Regions from separate parts of the Homo sapiens genome. Here region 1 is linked to region 2. Evidence: chromatin loops called from intact Hi-C (ENCODE). Cell type or tissue: left ventricle myocardium inferior. All regions are shown on one strand.

What was found. A loop is a pair of places that touch in the nucleus more often than their neighbours do. Peaks named below come from ENCODE experiments on the same cell type or tissue, not always from the same donor. Only the 100,000 strongest peaks of a DNase experiment are listed, where the experiment ranks them.
Region 1: a loop joins it to region 2, with 3 times the contacts of the local background. A loop is called at or near these places in 68 of 110 quality-filtered maps.

Annotation. Positions count from the first base shown.
Region 1 is chr2:196,081,857-196,089,856 of GRCh38, reverse strand. No RefSeq gene overlaps it. Among named protein-coding and RNA genes, the nearest start is that of DNAH7, 17 kb to the right of the region's middle. RefSeq lists an enhancer at 2,508-2,587. In left ventricle myocardium inferior, no CTCF peak of the experiment used is centred here; no DNase peak of the experiment used is centred here.
Region 2 is chr2:196,281,885-196,289,884 of GRCh38, reverse strand. The region is part of intron 14 of HECW2 (HECT, C2 and WW domain containing E3 ubiquitin protein ligase 2); the gene reads left to right. It also overlaps the pseudogene RN7SL820P. Among named protein-coding and RNA genes, the nearest start is that of HECW2-AS1, 26 kb to the right of the region's middle. In left ventricle myocardium inferior, no CTCF peak of the experiment used is centred here; no DNase peak of the experiment used is centred here; H3K27ac peaks cover 3,057 bases.

The DNA.
Region 1 (8,000 bases), 200 kb after region 2:
ACTTGAGGAGGCAGTCTGTCCGTTCTCAGATCTCAGACTCCATGCTGGGAGAACCACTACTCTCTTCAAAGGTATCAGACAGGGACGTTTAAGTCTGCAGAAGTTTCTGCTGCCTTTTGTTCAGCTATGCCCTGCCCCCAGAGGTGGAGTCCACAGAGGCAGGCAGGTCTCCTTGAGCTGTGGTGGGCTCCACCCAGTTCGAGCTTCCTGGCAGCTTTTGTTTACCTACTCAAGCCTCAGCAATGGTGGACACCCCTCCCCCAGCCTTGCTGCTGCCTTGCAGTTTTATCTCAGACTGCTGTGCTAGCAATGAGTGAGGCTCTGTGGGTGTGGGACCCTCCAAGCCATGCACGGGATATAATCTCCTGGTGTGCTAAGGCCATTGGAAAAGTGCAGTATTCGGGTGAGAGTGTCCCAATTTTCCAGGTACCATCTGTCACGGCTTCCCTTTGCTAGGAAAGGGAATTCCCTAACCCCTTGTGCTTCTCAGGTGAGGCGATGTCCCGCCCTGCTCCGTGGGCTGCACCCACTGTCTGACAAGCCCCAGTGAGATGAACCCAGTACCTCAGTTGGAAATGCAGAAATCACTTGTCTTCTGTGTCGCTCATGCTGGGAGCTGCAGACTGGAGCTGTTCCTATTCGGCCATCTTGGAACCTCAAGATATTCAAATATTTAAAGAAAAACATGAACATATTGAGAAAACAGAGTATTTCAACAGAGAAATGAAATCTTTAAAAAAAGAAGCAAATAGAAATTATAATACTGAAAAATATGGCATATAAAATGAAAATATCACAAGATAGGTTTACCATTACTGAAGCAAAAACTTGAAGACAGGCCACAAGAACTATGGAAAACTGAAGCAGAGAAGGGAAAGATTGAAAAAAAAGTGAATGAAGCCTCAGCGACCCATGAAACATATGAAGTCTCTCTCTCTCTCTCTCTCTCTCTCTCTCTCTCTCTCTATATATATATATATATATATATATATATATATATGATAGATAGATAATCAGGAGGAAGGAGAAGGAACAGATTGGAGCAGAGAAACATTTAAAGAAATATTGGTCCAATATTTTCCAAATTGAATGAAAAATATAATGTAATAAAATTGATGAATATGAAGCAAGATGAACACAAAACTGCATCATCTTATAATCAAACTGCTAAAAGTCGATGATAAAGAGAAAATATTAAAAGCAACCAGAAAAAAGGCACATTACGTAGAGGTAAACAATATCAAGAATAATTGCTGACTTCTGAGAAAAGAAATACAGCTCAGAGCAGTCTGAGCTCTGTGAGGTGTGCACAATTCGTCAGGCCCAGAGAGACAGGAGTATGGGACTTCAGCCACACACCTCAATCCCTTCCTGCATCCATGTGCAGGCATGACTGTTTAAAGGTATTTTTTTCCCGACTGGGCATGGTGGCATGTTTGTGCCTGTTGTCCTAACTACTCAGGAGGCTGAGGCACAGGGATCACTTGAGCCCATGAGGTCAAGGCTGCAGTGAGCTATGATTGCACCACTGTACTTCAGTCTGGGCACAGAGCCAGACCTTGTCTCTAAAAAATATATATATATATATAACCACTTGTAATTGCTGTAACTGCTGCTAACCAGAGCATATATTTGAGCAACTTGAATCCCTAGGCTCCTGGGTTGCAGTGCTCAAACTTGGCTTAAATAAACTCTTTATTAATTTGTCCTCAGTTTTTTCCTTTTAGATTGACACTTCTCAGTAACAATACAAGCCAGAACTAATGGATACTTTTGGCCCATCACTTGGACCACTTCAATCCATGTGTATCTCTTCAGGTATGCTGTATGATGTTCTTACAGACAGAATCTGTATAGTGCTATTTCTAGCCAGCCTCCAACCCCAGGAATCTGGCTTAAATAAATCCAAGTAGTAAAGCCAGGAACATATCATATGTTATGGAAATTATGCATCAGGTGGAAAAATATCTTAGAGTTGTGGGAATACTTTGATATATGTTCTTATTAATCATCAATGTGCTATATAACAGAATGCATGCTGCTTTAAATTTTAAAACCGTTTGTGGAGAAAAAAAAAAGAACTTACCACCTGGCTGGGTGCAGTGGCTCACACCTGCAATCCCAACACTTTGGGAGGCCGAGGCAGGGGGATCACCTGAGGTCAGGAGTTCGAGACCACCTGACCAATATGGTGAAACCTTGTCTCTACTAAAAATACAAAAATTAGCCAGGTGTGGTGGCATGCGACTGTAGTCCCAGCTACTCGGGAGGCTGAGGCAGGAGAATTGCTTGAACCCAGGAAGTGGAGGTTGCAGTGAGCCGAGATCGTGCCATTGCACTCCAGCCTGGGCAACAAAGTGAGACTCCGTCTCAAAAACAAACAAACAAACAAAACAACAACAACAAAAAAACTATTCGTGGCTAATAATCTAATGTGTTCAGAAGAGAAACCCTAGTACAAGAAAAAGAATTCTGTGTGAAGAACTATGTGAAGAACTGTGTGAAGAAACTATGATATAGAAAGTCAGAAGATATTGTACATTACTTGTTCTAAAGCATCCTGAGAAAGCAATATTAAGATCTCAGAAGTAAGTACCAAGAAAAAAATGATGTTGGTTTCAAAAGTAGTAAAAGAAATGAGTTTAGGCCTGCCATGGTGGCTCACACCTGTAATCTCAGCATTTTGGGAGACTAAGGCAGGAGAATTGCTTAAGGTCAGGAGTTAGAGACCAGCCCGGGCAATACAGGGAGACCTCATCTCTACAAAAAATAAAAATATTAGCTGGGCATGGTGGCACATGCCTGTGATCCCAGCTACTCAGGAGGTGGAGGTCGGAGAATCACTTGAGCCCAGGAAGTCGAGGTTGCAATGAGCTATGATCACACCACTGCACTGCAGCCTGAGCGGCAGAGTGAGAAGCCTGTCTTGGGGGAAAAGGAAAACGAAAACAAAATGAGTTTATTCAGGCTGCAGAAGTTCAAGTCAAAGGAAAGCTTAGAAATTTTATTTACATCAAGATAAAGAAGTTTAAAGCATATGATTATTAAATATTTCGTTGGAAGATAGCATTTAATGACAGAGAAAATAGTTACGATATTATTATATAGAAATAACAAGTCACACATTAGTAATGGATGTGGTATCATCCAGTAATAGAGAAAGTAGGCTTAAAGGTAATTTTTACTTTCTTCTTTTTGCTTTTTTGTATACCATTATGCATTTTCTACAATAAACATTTTTTTAGGTTTGTACATTGCTTAAAAATGTTTGTTAGACTTTATTATTTTAAGAGGAGTTTTAGCTTTACAGCAAAATTGAGCAGATGGGTACACAGACTTCCATATGCACCACCACCTCCTCCCACCCGCAGGCATGGCTCCCAATTATCAACACTGCCCACAGAGTTGCATGTTTGTTACAACTGATCAACCTATACTGGCATATCATGATCACCCAAATTTTATAAACATGTTATTATTTTTAATATATTTTATCTTTTGAACAGTTTTAGGTTTACAGAAAAATTAAGTGGAAAGTACAGAGAGTTCCCATATTCCCCTTCACTTCCCCCACCCCAGATTCCATTATCAATAATACTAGTATTAGTGTCATATAGTTGTTACAGTAATGAGCAAATATTGATACATTATTAACTAAAGTCTGTAGCTTACATTAAGGTTTACACTTTGTGTTGTACATTCTATGGTTTTGACAAATGTATATTGAACTATATCCATTGTTACAGTATCAATTCATTATTTTTGTAATTAGAAAAATGGTTATAAACACAAAATTAATGATTATTACATAGATGATAGTGATAGTATCTCAGGCTATAGAGATAAGCTATTGCTTAATTCCACTGAAAACAGAATAGCTCTGGGAGTTCATTTCTATTTATTGCTTCTAATAATAATACCAATGGCTTAACCTAGAAAAATATTATCTTTCCCTATTAATTTATGTATGTACCCTTTGGGTCTGAGAAGGCAATTAGTTTCATTGAGGTCATTCTTAAAAAAAAAAATAGAACAATTGGAAGATTTTTACATCTTTTCAATTACATGTCTAAAACTATGCCAGGCACATTTGGGGGTCTCTAGTGCCTGGGATGATGAGAGAAGACCTTGTACAGAAGATGATCTTTGAACTAGAACTTAAAGAATAAGTAAAAATGGAAAAAGAAAACAATAAAAGGAAAAGGAGAGTAGCATCCATGCAAACTGTAATGGTTAATACATTACATTAGAGGGTTATACTGTGTGAATTCTTGTTAAAAAAGAATAGATCTTTGTTGGATGTTTGAGTAAAAGCTTAATAGACGGAGTGCCTTTAAGTTGGGTTGTGATAAAATTAGACAAAGAAAAATACAGAGGAAAAGTAAAAGTAAACTCAGCCGCCTGGGTGTGGTGGTTCATGCCTATAATCCCAGCACTTTGGGAGGCCGAGGTGGGCAGATCCCTTAAGGTCAGGAGTTCAAGACCAGCCTGGCCAACATGGTGAAACCCATCTCTACTAAAAATACAAAAATTAGCTTGGTGTCATGGCAGGTGCCTCTAGTCCCAGCTACTAGGGATGCTGAGGCAGGAGAATCACTTGAACCCGGGAAGTGGAGGTTGCAGTGAGCCAAGATCATGCTACTGCATTCCAGCCTGTGTAACAGAGTGAGACTCTGTCTCGAAAAAAAAATAAAATAAATAAAATAAATTCAGTCAAAATGTGGAGGATCAAAATCTGAGGAGTGATTCTATGATAAGTAATACAGAGAGTGCATATAGAAGAGGTTTGTGGGAGATAAAGCTTGGTTGGTGACAAGGAAGGACTTGATGGATAGTCTTCCGAGACGGGGTTTGATCACAGCAAACCCGAGATGGAGTCATTCTGTATTATATTAACGTTTTCTGCATTTAAATCTGTATATTGGATAGACTGGGGACAAAAAAAAAAGAGACAAAGACCCATACAATTATCTAGGCGTCCAGAGCCTACATTTAAAAAGTGACATAGGACTAGAAAGAAAGGATGATCTGTAAGACATTTCTATGAAAAAGTAGTATCAGGAACTAATGACTTGTATTAGTCTGTTTTTTCATGTTGCTGATAAAGACATATTCAGGACTGTGAAGTAAAAGAGTTTAATAGGACTTGCAGTTCCGCATGGTTCGGGAGGCTTCAGAATCATGGCAGGAGGTGAAAAGGACTTCTTAAATGGCAGCAGAAAGAGAAAAATGAGGAAGATGCAAAAGCAGAAACCCCTGATAAAACCATCAGATCTCGTGAGACTTATTTACTACCACAGGAACATTATGGGAGAAACCACCGCCATGATTCAAATTATCTCCCACCAGGTCCCTCCCACAATACATGGGAATTATGGGAGTGGAATTCAAGATGAGATTTGGGTGGGGACACAGAGCCAAACCATATCATTCTGTCACTGCCCCCTCAAATCTCATGTTCTCACATTTCAAAACCAATCATGCCTTCCCAACAGTCCCCCAAAGTCTTAACTCATTTTGGCATTAACCCAAAAGTCCACAGTCCAAAGTCTCATCTGAGACAAGGCACGTCCCTTCTGCCTATGAGCCTGTAAAATCAAAAGCAAGATACTTCCTAGATAAATGGGGGTACAGGTATTGGGTAAATACAGGCATTCTAAATGGGAGAAATTGAACAAAACAAAGGGGTTACAGGGCCCATGCAGGTCCAAAATCCAGCAGGGCAGTAAAATTTTAAAGCTCCAAAATGATCTCCTTTAACTCCAGGTCTCACATCCAGGTCACACTGATGCAAGAGGTGGGTTCTCATAGTCTTGAGCAGTCCACCTCTGTGGCTTTGCAGGGTAAAGCCCCACTCCTGGCTGCTTTCACGGGCTGATGTTGAGTGTCTGCAGCTTTTCCAGGCATACAGTGCACGTTGTTGGTGGACCTACCATTCTGGGGTCTGGAGGATGGTGGCCCTCTTCTCATAGCTCCACTAGGTGGTGCCCCAGTAGGAACTCTGTGTGTGGGGGGGCTCTGATCCCACATTTCCCTTCCATGCTGCCCTAGCAGAGGTTCCCCTGAGGGCTCCACCCCTGCAGCAAACTTCTATCTGGGCATCCAGACGTTTCCAGTCATCTGAAATCTGGGTGGAGGTTCCCAAGCCTCAATTTTTGACTTCTGTACACCCGCAGGCTCAACACCATGTGGAAGCTGCCAAGGTTTGGGGCTTGCACTGTCTGAAACCATAGGCCGAGCTGTACCTTGGCCCCTTTTAGCAACAGCTGGAGCAGCTGGAACACAGGGAACCAAGTTTCTAGGCTGCAGACAGCATGGGGACCCTGGGCCCAGCCCAAAACCATTTTTTCCTCTTAGACTTCTGGGTCTGTGGTGGGAGGGGCTGCCATGGAGACTTATGACATGTCCTGGAGACAATTTCTCCCTTGTCTTGGGGATTAACATTTGACTCCTTGTTACTTACACAAATTTCTGCAGTCTGCTTGAATTTCTTTTCAAAAAATGCATTTTTCTTTTCTACTGTATCATCAGGCTGCAAATTTTCTGAACTTTTATGCTCCGTTTCCATTTTAAAATGGAATGTTTTTAACAGCACCCAAGTCACCTTTTGAATGCTTTGCTGTTTAGAAATTTCTTTGCCCAATACCCTAAATCATCTCTTTCAAGTTCAAAATTCCACAAATCTGTAGGGCAGGGCAAAATGCCACGAGTCTCTTTGCTAAAACATAACAAGGATCACCTTTGCTCCAGTTCCCAAAACTTCTTCAACTCCATCTGAGACCAACTCAGCCTGGACCTTATTGTTCATATCACTATCAGCATTTTTGTAATAGTCATTCAACAAATCTCTAGGAGGTTCCAAACTTTACCAATTTTCCTGTCTTTCTGAGCCCTCCAAACTGTTCCAGCCTCTGCCTGTTACCCAGCTCCAAAGTTGCTTCCACATTTCGGGTATCTTTTTGGCAACAACTCACTCTAGGTACCAGTTTACTGTATTAGTCTGTTTTCACACTGTGGATTAAAGACATACCCGGGACTGGGAAGAAAAAGGGGTTTAATTAGACTTACTGTTCCACATGGCTGGGGAGGCCTCAGAATCATGGTGGGAGGCTAAAGACACTTCTTACATGGTGGCGGCAGGAGGAAAATGAGGAAGATGCAAAAGTAGAAATCCCTGATAAACCCATCAGATCTTGTGAGACTTATTCACTACCATGAGAACAGTATGGGGAAACTGCTCCCATGACTCAAATCATCTCCCACCAGCTCCCTCCCAGAATACGTGAAAATTATGGGAGTACAATTCAAGATGAGATTTGGGTGGGGACACAGAGCCAAACCATATCATGACTGGAGTAGAATTTGAAGAACAGAGAGAAAAACCAAGATGAACCCAAGATATTGAACTTAGAATACTGGTGAGGCTGAAGGTGAAATTAAAAAAGTGGGGAGGAAAGAGCAGTCTTAGACCTGTAGTTTTGGACAGTAATTAGAGGGAAAAGTCATGGAGGTAATTGGACACAAAAGAAAGGCATCCAAGTGAGAGAGAACACAGCAGGGAACACAAACTCAGGAGCCATAAGCATCAAGGTGAGAAATGAAACTTTGAGAGTAGATGAGCACTTGGCTGAGAACTGAAGGGAGAGAGTTCCCCCAGGCCTTTAAGGGATATCTGGAAAAGGAGGAACAGCAATGGAAGAAGAGCCAGAAAAGGAAGTGTGAGAGAACTAGGGGAATGAGGCTAGACAGTAATGACCAGAAAGGAGTAATTTTAAGAAGGAGGTGACAACATCAGCTTCTGAATAGTAGTTAAGAAAAATTAGAAGGGGGTCAAGGACATTAATAATATTAAGTGTATTTCAACGGACTGTGGAAATAGAAGCTGGATTATAGAGGGTTTCCAAAGAGATCAAATGGTGGGGAAATAGATTCTAAGTGGGTAATGACCACTCATTTGAGGATTTGGGATTTGAAAGGAAGGAGAAAATGATGTAGAATTA
Region 2 (8,000 bases):
TTAAAATAACTTAAAGGAGCATTCAGGGAGGCTGGTGCTCGGTCTCTGTTTGGCTACTCTGCTTTGGGCTGCATGTTAGGAGTCCTGTCTCCTGTCTTATGAATAGGCAGCTAATAGGTTTTCTGTCAACCCTGGAATTTTAGCCCCTTTTAATTGAATTTAATAATATTTATTTTAAGAGACAGGATCTTGCTATGTTGCCCAGGCTGGAGTACAGTGGCTGTTCACAGATATGATCCCACTACTGATCAGCATGGGAGTTTCAACCTGTGCCATTTCTAACCTGGGCTGGTTCCTCCTACCTTAGGCAACCTGGTGATCTCCAACTCCTCGGAGTTCACCATATTGTTGGGGAACTTAGTGTGGACACCTGATTGGCATAGCACACTGTAGTCCAGAACTCCTGGGCTCAAGCAGTCCTCCCACTTCAGCCTCCCAAGTAGCTGGAACTATAGGCACGTGCCACCCTGCCTGCCTTGACCCTTTTAAAAATGAGTTGCTGTGCTTCTAGAACATTTGAAGGGAGAAAACATTTTTCGTGTAATGCAACATCAAAGCTATTAACTATTATGAAGTTATTTTCCCACAGTGATGACTGATTTCTAGAGTTGATATGAAACAGGATGTCCATATCCTCATCTGCATGAAAGGAAATGGTTCTTAACAGAAATGTTCTCAGGCTAAAATTTGCCTCCATCTCCTCTTCTCTAGTGTAACATCTTCCTTTCGTGTTTTCACTTATTTAGTCATTCAGCAACACTTCTGAGGTGTGTACCATTGTGCTAACAATGATAAAAATTTACCACTTAGTGTAGTATTCTGGAGTATGTAGCATTGCCCCTGGGCCAGACACTAGTTCATTTAGTGCTCACAGCAGCCTGGAGATGGGTGCTATTTTTATCCACATTATATAGAAGAGGAAACTGAGGCACAGCATGATTACGTGAATTGACCAAGGTCCCACAATTCGTAAGTGGTGGAATTGGATTTGCACCCAGGCAGTCCAGCTCCAGAGTCTGTGCTCTTCTCCTGCCTCTCACCAGTAAGGAGGGTGAAGGGATATCTTCAGCAATTATCATGAAGATAGCAAGGGCTTGGCAGGATGCTGTGGGAGCCTCCTGATAATTTATAAGGTAGGTATTATTATCATTCATAATTTACTGAAATTTAGAGGTAGAAGTAGGGATCTATATAGAATAGTAACCAAAAAATCTCATCAGTTTGGCATTTCATGAAAATAATACAGATTTGTTAATTGATGAATCTTTACTCTTATAGGAAATGCATGATGACTTATAAGGGATATACTGTAGGATTCATGTCAGCATCCTATTCCTCCTCTTAAGGAACGGCTGGTCTCCCTTAACCATGGTGGTCTGAGAGAATGGCATTTTCACAGCAGGGTTTCTTTTTGGTGTTACAGTTCTTTGCTGTCCATGTTGTTCTTGATCACTGCAGGGTAGTCTGACCTGGGCTGTTTGCTCCTGCCTTACACCTGTATAATGACATGGAATGTTCTCTGTTTCTGTATGATGCATGCTCTGATACTGTGGTGTCTGAGTGGATTTGTTCTCTTGCTGTATCAGTGGAATTCTGCTCTGGTGGTTGTATTCTCCGTCAGCCATGATCATGAAACTAGGGTTTTAGAAACATCCTTGAAAGCCAAGTAATTTAGAACTGGAACTGAAATCAGATCGACACATTGGCACAAAATCATGTACTTCCTGGGTAAAGCCACTAACCATCCCTTTCCTAGACATTGCTCTTTTACCCTAAATGCCTCTTCTTTGAATTATAAAAGAATGCGTGCCTGTACACATATGTAACAAACCTGCACGTTGTGCACATGTACCCTAAAACTTAAAGTATAATAAAAAAAAAAGATAAAAAAAAAAAAGGATGTGTGCCTTAGCACTGGTATGTGCTATGCAAGGGTCCACTGTAGAATGACTTATTTATGGCATGAGATACCTGGAAAGTTTTCATAGTAACAGCAGTGTTTGAGGTGAGCCTTAAATGATGGGTTGAAGTTTGGTTAAAAGAGATTTTGGAGGAGAGAGAAAATAGGAATGGGGTGGGGAAAACACCCAAAGGAAAGGCACAGAGACAGGAAAGCACCAGGTGGGTATTTCTGGTTCCTGTGAAGAAATAATGAGTGAATTTCAAGAGACACATATGAATTACATGAAATCAGTGGATGCTGTACTGCAGAGAGTCAAACTGAGAGAATGCTACAAGATGACTTGGATAATGAGAAAACAAAACCGTGAAAGTTGTTATTTCTCAAGTTTACATAATGGGATTATTTGATTTAATTTTTAGAAAAAAAAGTCTCTTTTTTTAAAATTTCCTTTAAGATGTTAAATACGGACTATTTCCCCCTGCCTCTTTGCTTTAGACTCTCAAACAATATTAACCCAGGGTTTTTTCCCCCAGATTATTCTCTTTGGGCCTAAATCAAGATGCGAAGAAACTTTGAACTTTATAAGTGACATATCATAAATGTCATGAGATTTTAAAAAATAAAAATATACAATGGGAACCATCTTCTTATTTAAAGTGAAATATCTTTCCCATAGTTTGTTGTGTTTTTCCTTACAGAAATCATGTGTTACAATATCTCCCAGCTAAATTGGCTTCCATTGCTATGTCCAAGCTTTGTAACTCTAGAGGTTTTGACTTTGGGTGTCAGATTGGGAGTTTAAGTATCAGAATGGTCCAAATACTCATCTTTGAGAACCACAGCAAATAGCAGTTATGGTTATGAGGACAGATTTTAGAACAGAACAAATATTTGTAGGGTAGAAAGTACCACAGGCTGAGCCTATTTGAGAATTCTCATTTTACCAGACCCTAATAGCCTGTGTGGCTACAGTTGTTTCAGTAATGACCCAGACCCTGGTTTCAATCTTGCATGAAACTGATGGCAACTATTTACTGGGTCAAGTCCTATTTATCTCAGTGAGTAAAGTGCAACTTAATATTTGGAGGCCACAACTTATTATAATTTCAAAAGTCTCTTAGCAAGATAAGTGCTACATTTTGAAAAATATGTTGTCTACTTGACCACCACATTTGTTACTTTTGTGACACATTTTTAATTGCTTAGAAACAACTGATACCTCTTGTGGTGGGTATCTGGTTTAATTACCTTAAGTTATGCAGCAATCTAGCTGTTGATGGAATTAAACTATAAAATGATAGATAGCACATGGTTTTTAAGGACTTCTTGTCTATTTTAAAAGGTAAAAATATGTTAGAAAGAATTAATGCGTAAGTGTACATAGAAGGCAGATGGCAAAAATAAACTGTCTAGGGGTTGTGTACCTTTTTGAATGAGAAAATAGAGCAGAGATCGGTTTTATGAATAAATTTCTGAGTAAAACAGTAGACTCATGGAATCTTGAAGGAATTGCCTAAGTACAGAGATGGTCTTTGCCTTTTCTTTTTTAACAGTTGTCTTTATGACCTGCATGGATTTAAATATATATATATATGACCTCCATCTTAAAATATATATATATGAATATATGATTTCAACATTTCATGGTAATGCACTTCTACTCCACCTAAAATGTGGTAATTTGGATAACTTTATTCCCACTCTTCCACAGCTGTAAGTTGGGAAATGTTGAACAATCAGCTCTCTGTGGCAGGTGGAGAGGAGGGCTGATTTGTAGCACTTGCCAGTTTTGATGGTGTAAATTCTCCCAACATGGTCAATTACATGCTGTCAGCATCACATCAACCTGCTCACAGAATTCCTTAAAATTACAGTCCGCTCTCACAAGCTGGTACAAGCCATCTCCAACATAACACTGGCTCCCCTCTTACAGGTTGAACGCCTAAATACTGTCACTCCCAACATATAAAATACCACTCCCTTAGCTAACATTTTACATCAAAGTGTTGTACTTATATTGTGCTTGTCCACATCTACTAACCGACTGTTTTTGGGACTCTGGCCCAAGTACCACAAATCCCTGTTTCCTCTCCTAGCACCTTTAGAGCTGCAGTCATAGCAGTTAAACGTAATACTTTTCTATAAGCTTTTTTGTGACTGATACAGATGTCATGAAATAATTGGGACTACTGATTCCTTCAAAAGAACCAAGTTAGCATGACGATTTTTTTACTGAGGATAAACTGTATCATTCAGCCCTTTTCATCTCCACTATTTGTGACAAAGAGTCTGTCTAAGACATAAAGAAAATAATAGCATGTTTATTCCTTATAACTGGGGGAATCTTGGGGGAAGGAGCCAGGAGCTGAGAAGAGAGTTATAATTTGGAAGGAAGAGAATGGGTAAGTAAATACAATCTTTAAAAAATGAAAGTAGATTACAATGAGCCTTTTTTTGAGCACTTCCAAGACTTTGTAGGCTAAGACACCAGAATTTACAGCAGATACAATACATAGTGCTTCTGGCTTATCAATTATTGTCCTTTCACTGTTTACATAACTCTTTACAGAAAGAAAAATGGAAGATCGGATGTTCTGTCTTTCTGTAGCGTTCTGTAGCATAGTTACAAGCACTTTTTGTTTTATTTTGTTTATATAGCCTTTTAATATGTATTCCTTAGTGGCAAAATAGTAACTGGAAACGATTTCAAACTTCTTTAACTTAGATTTGTTGAGCCTGAGGTTGGTATTTCTTCATAAATAGTGATGGCTTTTTCTTTTCTTAAAATAATAGAAGTTTTTTTAAAAAAAGAAAAAAGAAAGAATTGTGTAAAGAAAGAAATGTATTTTGTTTGGCTTCACTAAAATACCACTTGGCTCCAACTAGCCCATATTTCCTGACTCTGACTATGCCCTGAAGCAGTGAAAGGGTAGATGTTTTTAAAAATGAGATTCGAGTTTGTGTATTTGCATTCCTTTCAGTTTTTGAGTTGTTAGTTGGCCCAGCACTGTAAAGCTTGAGTGAATTTCCTTAATGAAACTTAGCATTAGGGAATCAATATTGTTCAAAATTTGCTTTGCTAGTAGCCAATGTGAAAAGGATCTATTTTTCCATATTTTTCTTTTTTCATGCCTGCATTCTCGACATACTCTACTCTAGACAGCATTTATTAATATGTGATAGATACTTACATAAATAATTGCAGGCTATTCAAAAACTGTGACATAAAGTGATCCAAATGTACTAGGTCAGCTTCATTGCTGGCTTGAACTAGGTAGCATTTCCTGTGGGAAAGTGATCCATTTTCCTGACATAATTGATATGTGTGTCACAAATAGAAATGGCATGCTTGGACTTTGCATGCTCTTCTCTTCATTTTAAAGTAGAATCTATTTTTCACAATTCAGCTGTGACCTGAGTAATTTCCTTTATGTGAATAAAGCAAAGCACTAAGGAAACCTGTCCAAGGTCACACAGTGGGCCCAGAGCAGAGCCAAAACTCACACCAAGGGATTGCTCCTTAGAAGTGCTATATTCAGTCAGTGCCCTAGCTGTGTGGCTTTGATGGAGGTCTTAATTGAGACTTTTCCCCTAAGTACTTGGCAGATGTAAAAAACATGTGTAAACAATATACACATTCCATTTGACTCTGAAATAGAGCCCCTTGTGGGATACAAATAGGACCTATTCTCCACCCATGGCCATCCTTCCAACAGATTAGCGATGAGAATTGGACGCAGTATGTAGAGCATGCTGTCTGGGATCAGTAGCAGTCTTTCCACTTGAAACTTTGCAGTGTTGAAACTGGTGAGGCCAAGCACTGTGAGTGGCTGTTACCGTCAGCCTCATTCAATACATAATGAAATGTTTTCCTAAAATAAAGTATGATATAAGGTGTGAGGGGAGTGGGAAGAACATAAAAAGGAAAAGATGGTAGGCAGAAAGCAGAATGGAAAAAAGGAGATGATGTATGAAAAGCAGAGAGGTGGGGAAAAAGATATTGCTCATTGGGCTTTGGGGTCAGACAGAAACATGGGTTCAAATCCCAGCTTGGTAAGTTCCAACTGTACATTTCACTTAAATTGGGAATTGTATTCTGGCTGTATTAAAGGTGAATGATAGATATATCATTATTCACCAAATAGGGAAAATCCCTACATATAATGGTGGTTTCTGATTTTACTTTTAGAGAGACTGTCTTTCCTCTGCAGTGTGGAAACTTCACTGTTTCCAGTGGGATTTGATTTGACTGTATTGTAGTGGAAAACCCATATACGTTTTAACATACAAGACTGTATTCTCACCAGGCATGGTGGCTTACGCCTGTAATTCCGACACTTTGAGAGGCCAAAGCAGGTGGATCACCTGAGGTCAGGAGTTCAACACCAGCCTGGCCAACGTGATGAAACCCCGTCTCTATTAAAAATACAAAAAATTAGGTGTGGTAGCGTGGTGGTGCGTGCCTGTAATTCCAGCTACTTGGGAGGTGGAGGCAGGAGAGTCACTTGAACCTGGGAGGCAGAGGTTGCAGGGAGCCAAGATTGTGCCACTGCACTCCAGCCTGGGCAACAGAGCAAGACTCCATCTCAAAAAAAAAAAAAAAAGTGTATTCTCTCACATAAAGAAGTTGAGAGGTAGGCAGTCTAGGGTTGACCAGGGAGTTCATCATGTTGCAAGAGCCCCCATCTCCTTCCAACTTTTTTTTTTTTTTTTTTTTTTTGAGATGGAGTCTTGCTCTGTCACCCAGGCTGGAGTGCAGTGGTGTGATCTCTGCTGACTGCAACCTCTGCCTCCCGGGTTCACGCCATTCTCCTACCTCAGCCTCCCGAGTAGCTGGGACTACAGGTGCCTGCCACCACGCCCAGCTAACTTTTTGTATATTTTTAGTAGAGACGAGGTTTCATCATGTTAGCCAGGACGGTCTCCCTCTCCTGACCTCATGATCCGCCTGCCTTGGCCTCCCAAAGTGCTGGGATTACAGGTGTGAGCCACCACACCTAGCCGCTCCTTCCAACTTTTTGCTCAGCCATCCTTCATTTTGTAAACCAAAAATAAAATTCTAAACCCCTCAACCGTCTGAATGGACCCCTCCTCTCAGCCAAGGACATTCCAAAGTTAACCTAAAAAAGCTAGTTCAGGCCATGATGGAAAGTGGGGGGTTGGATATGCCTTGCAGCTGACCAGCATTAACACCAACACAGAGACCTTAAGACTGATAGAACAGAGCCTTTGAGTCTGATAAGAAATATTTACAGTCTATTCTCTCTGAAGCCTGCTACCTGGAGGCTTCATCTGCATGATAAAACCTTGGTCTCCACAATCGTTATCATAACCCAGACATTCCTTTCTATTGATTCCAGATCTTTAGATAATAACCAATTGCCAAACAGAAAATCTTTGAATCTCCCTATGACCTAGAACCGCCCCCACCCCTGCTTCCAGTTGTCTCGCCTTTCCAGACTGAACTAACATATATCTTGCATGTGTTTTTGGTGTCTTAGCCCTCTCTAAAATGTATAAAACCAAGTCCACCTTGGGTAGACATTCTCAGGATCTCTTGAGGGCTGTGTCACAAGCCATTGGCCACTCATGCTTGGCTCAGAATAAATCTCTTCAAATATTTTACAGAGTTTGACTCTTTTCCTCAACAATCACCATGGTTCAGTATGGCTACTGGAGCTCCACTATTAAATTTGTGTTTCAGAGGGTAGGATGGGTGAAGGACAGAACGAAGGATCATCTGTCCCTTATCAGATTTCCCAGAAGTACTATGTTTTACATCTTACTGGTCAGAACTTAGTCTCGGCCACACATACTTACAAGGAGCCTGTTAACAAACACAGTTTTCACTGGTCCTCCTTTTTTTGAGCCTTGTGTATGGGCTTTAGCAAGAAACACTGTGATCCTTAGGAAACTGTTTCAGAAAAGAAAACTATTATTTGTGAAAATAATAGGACCTCATATTTGACGTGTCACAGGCAGCATGCTCAAAAATTCATATGAACTATCTCAGTTAACCTTCCTTTAATGTAGTTATGATCCCCATTTAACAGGAAAAGAAACTGAGGTTTAAAAATTTTAACTAATTTGCCCAAGG